Regions from separate parts of the Homo sapiens genome. Here region 2 is linked to region 1. A link is a contact called in ENCODE Hi-C or POLR2A ChIA-PET data. All regions are on one chromosome and are shown on one strand. The core of a region is the stretch at or near the end of the contact, and the rest is flanking DNA. Distances in the headings are between cores, read along the strand shown. Region 1 holds the start of THBS2 (thrombospondin 2). Region 2 has its middle 66 kb from the start of THBS2.

Region 1 (5,140 bases), core at 1,833-4,332:
AACATCCCTTTTATATGCACTGGGAAAGCACAAATCCATGCAACTCACTTTATTGCAGAGGTGTGGAACCGAGCCTGCGGTATCTCCAAGGTGTGCCTGTATTAGTTCCCTGGGCCCGCTATGATGAAGTATCACAAACAACACACATGTATTGTCCCATGGTTCTGGAGTCCAGCAGTTTTAAATGCAGTGTGTGGCAGGGCTGCACGTCCTCGGAATGTTCTGGCAGAGGCCCCTTCCCTGTCTCCCACAGTTCTGGTGTTTCTGGCAGCCCTTGGTGACCTTGGCTAGTGGTTGCATCACTGTGGTCTCTGCCTCTTTCATCAAGCGGAGCTCGCCCTGTGTCTCCGTCTTCATATTCTTTATTCTTATTAGAACACTAGCCATTAGATTTGGAGCCTGTCCTACATCAGTTCGACGACATCTACACTTGATTTCATCCACAAGCACTGTGGTATTTCCAGTAAGCTCATTCACAGGTTTGGGGTGGATGTGAACTTGGGGGGACATGATTCCACCTGCTGCGTGTCTGTCCCTCATCCTCCCGCGCACACATGTGATGATGCTTCCCTCAGCATCGCTGGCTTTCCTGACGAAGCCTCTGACTGCTTTTTGTTTCATCCTCACATCTCCCTTCCTCCTCACCCCCAGGGGGCCCAGGGAAGATGCTGACCAGGGGCTGTCCCCTCTACTCCCCCTCTGGTCCCCTGCACAGTGGGCCCATGAAGTCCCGCCTCACCCTGCCAGGAAACTCTCTGTGACTTCCATCGTCTATGAAGCCCATTCCATGCACCTGGCCTGGGTGCCGCACCAGGAGCCTGCTGTTCTTTGCACCATGAACACCTACCCACTCTCTCTGCCTGAAATACTTTCTCAACTGGGGACACCCCATTCACGGGCCATGTTCCAATCGGCTTACCTTCTGTCTCCTCTAAACAGACTTCCCTGATTCTGGGCTGCCAGATTTTACAGAAGGAGGCCCATCTTCTCTGTACCTGCCCATCGGCACGTGGAGTCATGAATACATACCTTCCTGCTCCCCAGTGAGTGTCACGGTCTTCACCGCATGCTCCTGAAGTGCTGAGCAGCTGAGCTGCCTGTCTTCAGCTTTAATCAGGAAACACGCATTCTGTGGACTGAGGAACAGGAGAGGCCGTGGCACGCAGAGTAGGGGATGCCGCCCTCCATGTTCTGGCCCCAGGAAAAACTAACCTGGAGGCAGAAAAACTCAAACTGATGAATGGATAATTATCCACTGAAAATTCTTTAAGGGGAACTGGTTTATACTTTTTTTGAATTTGAGATAACATCAATCTATTTAAACTACTTTTTAATTCAAATGATGACTTTGTCCCTAATAGCTTAAAAAGCAAAATAACGTACCTTAAACATGACACATACACTCTTGGAGGCTTTTGTCTGTGCATGTGTCGGAAACTGATGTTTGCCAAGTGATAAATAAACAGGTGCCATTAGGAAAAACAGAGGTTTTCACAAATGAAAGCTCCTTCCCTCTCCCACACCCGCTCGCATATCCTCCCTGAAGACAGAGGCCAGAAAGTGAGGCTTGCTCTTCATGGTGCCTGCCGACCTCTGCAGCGCTGGACCCCTGTGGGGGAATGCCAGGAGGCTTAAGAGACACTCCCCTGCCACAGACACAGTAAGGGTTGTGTCCACAGAAATTCGCTTTAATGTTCTCTAACTAGGACTTGACGGATCCATGGCCAGGCTGACAACTCCACACAAACGTGAAGGAACCTGACAGGCAGGTGCCGACATGAAGCAGGTGCAGGTGGCTCCGGGCAAAGCAGCAGCTCCCCAGTCACCATCCACCCCACCTGGGGAAGTAGCACCTCCCCCATCCAAGGTCCACCCCAACCCAGGAGAAGCAGCAGCTCCCCTGTCTGCCATTAACCCTGACCTGGGAGAAACAACACATCCCCAGCCACCTTGCACACTGACCTGGGAGAAACAGCCTCTCCACCATCCACCTTTCACACTGGCCTGGGAGAAGTGGCACCTCCCCCATCCACTGTCCAGCCCAACTTGGGAGAAGCAGCCCCTCCCCCATGTACCATCAACCCCCACCTTAGAGCAGCAGCTTCCCCTTTCCACTGTATACCCTGACCTGGGAGAAGCAGCCCCTCCGCATCCATCGTCCACCCTGACCTCTGAGAAGCGGTGCCCCCCACCCCCATGCAGAGTGCACCCTGATTGCGGGTGATGCCTGAGGTGTGGGAGGGGCGGGGGTTAGCTGCTGCCACTGCTTCTCGTTCTCTCGAGTCCTTGCTCTGTGCCTGCACGTCAGGTTGTTCCTGTGATGGGGCCACGTGCAAGTGTGCACCAAGGGGACTTGGCCGGGTACTGTACGTCCACTGGGACACACCCTTCTACGGGTATTGCACGTCCACTGGGAGACGTCCTTCTAGGGGATCCTCACTGAGCAAATGAAGCAGAATTTGGGTAAAAATGAATTTTCCCAAAGCTGCAGTACAGCTTTTCAGTCCTCTAACTGCCTGAGATAAATGTTGGCAACTTCCTTTTATATTAAATTTCATTTTTGTCACATAATACACTTGATTATTGACCATAATAACTTTATTAATATACAGACTGATTATTGATACTCACCGATGTATTTCATGTGTTATTGAGAGTCACTCATTTGGTTTAGAAAGACCAATATCACATTGAGTAATTCGAAACATATTTAAGGCATAGAACTTGCATTTTTTTCTCTTAAGCAAAATGAGGAGTTCTAGCCAATCTTGCTAGTGTTATTTATAGCATCTTATTTCCTGAGAGAAGACAGGAAAAGTGAGTCCCTGCCTTCCCTCTCTCCGTCTGGCTCCTCCCAGGCCTGTCTGGCAGGGGCCGGGGTGCAGGAGGAGGAGACGGCATCCAGTACAGAGGGGCTGGACTTGGACCCCTGCAGCAGGTACTCGGAGCAAATGGTGAGATCAGAAGGGGGATGATGTCATTCCTTCGAAGGAATGAATTAAACGTGCTTCCTCGTGTGTCTGATTGACAGCCCTGCACAGGAGAAGCGGCATATAAAGCCGCGCTGCCCGGGAGCCGCTCGGCCACGTCCACCGGAGCATCCTGCACTGCAGGGCCGGTCTCTCGCTCCAGCAGAGCCTGCGCCTTTCTGACTCGGTCCGGAACACTGAAACCAGTCATCACTGCATCTTTTTGGCAAACCAGGTACGATTATTTCTTAAACTCAATCAATTATTTAATGGTGCTCTAATTTTAAGAAATTAGAGTTCTCGAACTCTAAGAAGCGGAGAAGAAAAAGGAGCAATTTCGATTCTTAACTTAAGGTGGGTGGTGTATCTATTAACACTAAATGGCAAGTGTTTCTTCACGTGGTGTTTCTACTGCCCGCTTGAAGAGCAAGGCACGTGGCCGCTCCTCAGCTTTTCCTCCGTGGCTGTGCTTTCACCAGCCGGGCACCCCTTCCTCTCTGAGGGTTGTGGCTGCTGCTATTTCAATGTATATACCTGCCTGGGAACCCGGGTAAACGCTTTATGTTTTCAGTTTCCGAAGAAGAAGATTCCACATGAGAGTTTGTTATTGAGGAGAGAATTAGAAACAACTCCCGGAATATCTGAAAAGTAACTGGAGATTAGAGAGAGACTCTGATTGTTAACATCATTATTAGTAGATTAGAGAGAGACTCTGATCGTTAACATTATTAGTAGATTAAAGAGAGACTCTGATTGTTAACATTATTAGTAGATTAAAGAGAGACTCTGATTGTTAACATTATTAGCAGCTGAAAAGTGGTTTTGAACATAACTAGAGAGTATTTGTGGTAAGTCTATGGAAAATCCTGTGACTGCCGGGACACACAGCGACTTTTAACAGTCTTGGGGCAGTTTGCATATGAAAAGCGAGCTGGCAGGTTGCCTGGCTACCACTTAAGGAAGGTGGGTTTGGCTGCCCAGGACTGGGAGCTGAGCACCCAGGAGTCTGGTGTTTAATCAGACTGCTGTTGGTGGTGGACGGCCGGTAAACAATTAGCTCTCTGCAAAGCTATCTTTTACTTTGATTGTTCATACGAAAAGAGTTTTAAAAGACCTTTGCAAATTCAAACTACATTCTGCTGCAGACAGGCACCGAAATCTTTCTTTTGGAAAAACACAAGCATAAACGTGGATGTGTGGCGTGCAGAGGCTGGGGCAGGGGTGAGCGGCACTGGCTCATCCGTGGCTCCATCCATGCATGCCCGGTGTCCCTGGATGGGCTGAGGCCAGGTAGCCTGGCTGCTCATCCTTCCTGTGGGATGGAGCCTCACTGTCCTTTGACAATCCGCAGCAGGGGATGCTTTGTTAGCCTCCTGCTCTTGTAAGAATCTACCTCAAGGCAGAGACAGTAGGATCTGGTTTCGTCAAAGGAGTTTGATTTAGTTTTTCTAACCTGTCCTTATGAAGCTGGGCATCCAGAACTTTCGCATTTACCATCCTGTTCTTGGCTGGCCTCTGCAGGGCCAGCCCCACACAGCTGTCCTTAGGGGACTGCGACGTACCCGGCAGTGTGGGCTGATGAGGTGGGGAGGTGGGAAGAGCCTGCCAAGGCTGTACCTGAGCTGTGTATTCTAACACCGTTCTGTGGTGCTTACTGCATGCAGGTACTGTTCTAAGCTCATGGCCAAGTGTTCGCTCCTGTCATTAAACCCTCTTAAGAGCTCCATAGAAAGGCCCTATCAGCACCACCATTATTACTGCAGCTGCCTCGGGCAGTTAGAGTAGAAAGCGCCCCAGACCCAGAGGCACATTCTGCTCCGGTAACCCATGCCTGTGGCTCGCTGGGCTAAGTCAGCCCCTGGTGAAGTTTCATTTGCCGAATTCATCTCTCATGACAACCCGATGAGGTGGGCATTTTACATGACGCTACGTTTCATTCTACGGATGAGGAAACTGAGACAGAGAAGTTAAGTAAGTTTCCCTAGGTTGCACAGCTGGTGCTCAGCATTGCTCAGCCTGGTGCTGACTCCGGCCGCAGGCCGTGCTGCTTCCGGAGCCAGGACAGATGAAACAATCACCAAGGACCCCTGGGGCGGCACTGGGGGGAGCAGATGGTTTGGGGGGGGGGTCCCAGCAGCAGATGGGTGGGGGGTCTGCAGGTGCTGCCAAGC
Region 2 (5,140 bases), core at 1,510-4,009, 66 kb before region 1:
AATAAAAGTCTTTTACCCCCAAATATATTTCTTTGACATGCTTTGAAACGGCCTGAAAACTGTCTCTTGTGGGGAAAGCCTACATTCTGCAGAGAATCCCCTTCCCTTTCCAGGTCTTTTCCTGATCCAGGGGAGATTTAGCTAAGAGTCTGGCACCTTCTAGGGTCTCATGAGAGCATCTGTCCTGTATTCTCTCTGAAGACTGTATCTGAAGGCTTCATCTACATACAAGAACCTTGGCTTCCACAGTCCCCCTTATCTGAACTATAAACATTTCTTTCTGCTAACTTCAACTCTTCAGGCAGAGCTTAGCCCTTTTAACCAGCGGCCAATTAGGAAATCTTTGAATCCACCTGTGACCTGGAAGCCCCTGCTCTGGGTTGTCTGCTTTTCTGAGCCAAACCAATGTACACCTTACATGTGTTGACTGATGTCCGTGCCTGTAACTTCTATTCCCCTAAAACATATAAAATCAAGCTGTTACCCAACGACCGTGGGCATGTGTTCTCAGGACCTCCTGGGGCTGTGTCGTGCATCCTGGTCCTCACATTTGGCTCAGAATAAATCTCTTCTAGTGTTGTACAGAGTTTGACTCTTTTTTATTGACAAGATAATAGCTGATCCCATGCAGGTGCCTGAGAGGTGTCTTTCAGAAAGGGAGGGGGCACTGAGGGAGGCCTTGCGCCCCTGCAGGGCCCAGTCACTAAAAAAGGAAGTGCTGGGAGGGGCAGAATCTTGGGTGAGGGCGCTCCCTCTGCCAAGGGCAGCTTCTGGGCGGGATTCAGCTGAGCCATCTGCAGCTGACACTCCCATAGCTGAAGGGCCGTGCGTGCCCATGCTGAGGGCAGCCCCTGCCTCTGCTGCACAGCTGTGGCAACAGCCGGATCCGAGGGAGCCTGAAATCCAGAAGAGTGAGAAAGCCTAGTTCCCAGGCTTTTGGGGTTGTAAAATCAAGGCAATGTTTAGAATGGAAAAGAAGCTAGAAAGAAGAAAAGGCTAACTACAGCAAAGAGAGGAGAGAGAGGGCTGGGGAGAGAAGGAAGGGGCTTTGTATCCCTCAGAAACCTGTGTGTTCCTCAAGGGATGGCAGCAGGAGGAAAGGGGCCCCTCAGTGTCAGGGGAGAAAAATTTTAAATAAAATAATTAAGGTGCCTCTTTAATACTTTTTGTTGTTAGACTGGCCTTCATAAACTGCAATTCCATGCAGAAAATGGGCTTGGCCCTGGGGTTTATTTAGGTAACACATCTTACAAATTGGTCTTTTTTCTTAAGCTAGTTTGGAGTGGATTTTTATTACTTGAAAGCAAGAATGTGTCAATGAAAAGAGTTGAACTCTGTAAAATACTTAAGGAGATTTATTCTGAGCCAAATATGGGGACCATGACCCATGACACAGCCCCAGGAGGTCCTGGGAACATGTGGCCAAGGTGTTCGGGCTGCAGCTTGGTTTTACATGTTTCAAAGAGACAGAAGACATCAACCAGCTATGCAAGGTGTGCATTGGTTGGGTCTGGAAAGGCAGGACAGCTCAGAGTGAAGCCTTTCAGGTCACAGATGGATTCAAAGATTTTCTGATTGGCAATTGATTGAGGCTGGGCATGGTGGCTCATGTTTGTAATCCTGGCACTTAGGGAAGCGGAGGCAGGAGGAGGATTGCTGGAGCCCAGGAGTTCAAGGCCTGCCCGGGCAACATAGCAAAACTTCATTCTCCAACAAAGAGAGAAAAACAGGCAATTAGTTGAAAGAGTTAAGTTATTATTTAAAGAGCTGGAGTCAATAGGAAGGAATGTGTTGGTTAAAATAAGGGTTTTGGAGAACAAGATTTTATCATGCAGAATTGGCCTCCAGGTAGCAGGCTGCAGAGCTATCAGACCTAGGGAGGTGCTTCTCAGACTGTTACTTAATTATCTCCTAGATCAGGAAAAACATCTAGAAAGGGAAGGGGACGCTATAGAAAGTGGACTTTCCCCACAAAAGACAGCTTTGCAGGGCCATTTCAAAACAAGTCAAAGAAATATAGTTTGGGGTAAAATACTTCAGTCTCTCTCAGGGTCAGCTACTTACCACGTGATGTTATACTACAGTCAGGGTGGAATTAGCATCTTATTGCTACTAAGAGTCTGTGCTGTGGGTCTTAAGGTCTCTGTTTTCATGTGACTGGTGATCAGTTGTGCCAGAACTCCAAAGGGAAAAGGGTATTTTACCCTCGTTTTGAGGCACGTCCGACCCCACTTCCCATCCAAGCCTGGACTAGCTTTTTAGTTCTCTTTGGAATGAATGCCAGTGGCCAAGAGGACAGTCCATTGTGTTGACTGGGGAGCTTAGGATTTTATTTTTGGTTTGCAAGTGTCAATCATGGCAGAGACAGTTCTGTAGCTTGGTGCAAAAAGATGAAATAAGATGAACAAATAATTATGTTACTTATTTACTGTTTATTGAATACAAAGCACCCTAAGGCATTGTGGAGAAATTAGTTTAACTTTTTACCCAGTTGAAAGGACCAAAAACAGCTAAGCCTCTGGAAAAAAGGCTAAATCTAGATTTGAGTGCTACCCTCGGCGGGGCAGACTCTAATATCGGGCAGTTTTCATTCTTTCCTTCCTAACATGGAAATGTGCAGATAGGAGACAAGTTAGGAGTGTTGGGGTGTGATTGGTTTGGGTTAGCTATGTTCTTGGCTAGACATTTCTTTCCTAGACAAAATACACCACATAGAGCCAGCACCGCAGCAGTGCGGACTCAGCAGCCTGAACGTCTGTCTGGGTTCACTGACGTCCTCATCGAGAAAGCAGCTGAGCCCTAACCTCCAACCACACATTACAGTATAGAAGCAGCAACTGGGGGTTTAGCAGTATGTTTCCTAGAAATCACTCTAAACAAGGGTTCCCTTGAGGAAATTATGTCTGTGCAGCCTGAAATAAAAGGGCGTCTCCTTTGCCAGGCTTCGATCTGGTGCTTCCAGCCTCAAACCTGGGGTTGAGCAGGTGCGGGGGCTTAGCCTCAGGAAGACGCTGACCTCCAGGTTGGTATTCAAAATTACACAGTTTCTACTGCGGATCTGTGATACTGGCCCTTTTCATTAAAGCGAGGAAGAGTCAGTGTATTCTTGGAGACCCTGGGGAATAATAAATCACTAAATCACTGGTAATAAGACCAATAAAACAAGATAGTGTAAACCGGCCAGGCGCGGTGGCTCAAGCCTGTAATCCCAGCACTTTGGGAGGCCAAGGCGGGTGGATCATGAGGTCAGGAGATCGAGACCATCCTGGCTAACATGATGAAACCCCGTCTCTACTAAAAATACAAAAAATTAGCTGGGCGTGGTAGCGGGTGCCTGTAGTCCCAGCTGCTCAGGAGGCTGAGGCAGGAGAATGGCGTGAACCCAGGAGGCGGAGCTTGCAGTGAGCCCAGATCATGCCACTGCACTCCAGCCTGGGCGACAGAACGAGACTCTGTCTCAAAAAAAAAAAAAGATAGTATAAACCAGATTATGCATACCTTAAGCACACACAGTTTTCATCTACTGCCAACCCCAAAAGCTTCTTGTGATAAATAGGCAACATTTTTGTTTTGTTTTGTTTTGCGTGAAGGAGAATATTCAAAGTGCAGAGCCGGCGAGACACTCTCCTCTCTGGCATATTTGGTCTCTGCCAAAGCACTGAGCCATATTCATAAAGGCAGCTTGAAATCTAACCACCTCTAACAATATAGTCTGGAGGGAAAAATTAGAAAGTACTTTTTGAATACTTAATAGTAATATAGTATGTTATTACCAAGTGCTTCTGCGTAGGATCTGAGTGCTGCACCAGCAACCCTCTCAGTCTATAGACTCTCTGAGATATGTTCTTTCTTTCTTAATCAAATGGATTTGCAGATCTGGAAATCAAATTTCGATTGGCTCTTTTGTTTTGATTTTCCTCAATCATAATTTGTGTACATGACTAGAAAATCACTTACATAAACCCATTCTGATTCTCCTTGGACACCTATTGTGGGCCAGCCTCTCTCTGGACAAGGGACAGTCACATCCCCAGCCCTGCCTCTAGGAGTTTGCTCTCTGCTGGGAACAACAATTACCTTTGTTAGTGCCATTGTTACCACAACACATGACCTTCCAAGAGGAAGGGACCTGGTTTCCAGAAAAGAGAGATTTGATCCTGGCAACAAGGACCCGTGGATGGAAGGCCACTGCAGAGTGTGAGCTGGCAGATGCGTTTTCATTTTCGGTTCTTTGCTTCTTAATGGAATTGACTTTTAGTAATCTGGTATCCACATTGCTCTGAGTTTATAAAAATGGGGGAAGGGGCAAGAAAGAACATTTCATAACATGTGTGTGCTTGGAGGGAAAATCGCTTTTTGAAAGATCATAAGGTATTTTTACAGCTCGCTGAACTCAGAAGCTGAAACGCAAATGCGATAAGAGGTCCCAGCTGTTGGTGCCACTGTGGGCGTGCCTCGACTTCCCTGGCTGCGCCGTTGGTTCTCCAGGTGGAAGATCGGGATGCGGGAGGGAATTCTTGGAATGGTCAGCTGCTGCCTTGCTTGCCCTGCCACTTACCCTCCCCTGCTCTTGCTCCTCCCTCCTTCCACTTGAATAAATGAAAGGTATGGACGTCTTCCTCAACCCAGAGCTCAGCTGAGGAGGCCGGCAGAACAGCACCCTCTTCAGCTCTCAAACCGTGTCGAGCTGCTGAGGTCAAGACCAACACAGCAACACTGACTTAGAGAAAGAGACTGGATTGAATTTAAAACGACTGGAGCAAAATACCTATTTCACATGAAGAACACGTCTGGCTATGGATACACTGTCTCCTCGGGACTGGCCCTGGGTTTTGTAGATTCCAAAGCCCAACTTTACCCAAAGTTGGTCAGGCTCGGGGGAGAACCCATGCTGACGGTCTCACCAGAGACGTATCGATGAAGCCGAGCATCTGCTTGCCAGTCTCCCATGAATATCACACATGGTAGGAAGATTGTTCTGGTCATGTGGGACTGCTTTATCCCATGCAGGGCCTTATGGAAGCATCATCGTCATCGCGAGGCTGGACAAGGCGTTACTGTACAGAGTACCACAGGCAATTGTGACACGGTGGTAGGCATTTGTGAACCTAAACATATCTCAAGGTAGAAAGGTGCTGTA

The links. A loop is a pair of places that touch in the nucleus more often than their neighbours do. ChIA-PET counts read pairs that join two places held with the same protein, here RNA polymerase II (POLR2A). Pooled maps may share reads with other maps.
Region 2: a loop to region 1 is called in a map of ascending aorta, with 2.7 times the contacts of the local background. The contact joins the enhancer-like site here to the promoter of THBS2 in region 1. A Hi-C loop is called at or near these places in 2 of 168 maps with a recorded cell type or tissue (IMR-90 and ascending aorta) and 5 of 50 pooled maps. POLR2A ChIA-PET finds 5 or more read pairs at or near these places in 1 of 52 experiments (H1).

Annotation. Positions count from the first base shown.
Region 1 is chr6:169,251,788-169,256,927 of GRCh38, reverse strand. It overlaps THBS2 (thrombospondin 2), which reads left to right and starts at 3,082. Exons shown (of 22, transcript NM_003247.5): 1 at 3,082-3,204. RefSeq lists enhancers at 3,496-4,007, 4,008-4,520, 5,033-5,140.
Region 2 is chr6:169,317,355-169,322,494 of GRCh38, reverse strand. No RefSeq gene overlaps it. Among named protein-coding and RNA genes, the nearest start is that of THBS2, 66 kb to the right of the region's middle. Within about 2 kb of position 2,759, at least 3 of the 41 ENCODE cell types and tissues checked have a DNase peak (open chromatin) inside an H3K27ac peak, as active enhancers do; they include ascending aorta, where a contact is called at or near this core.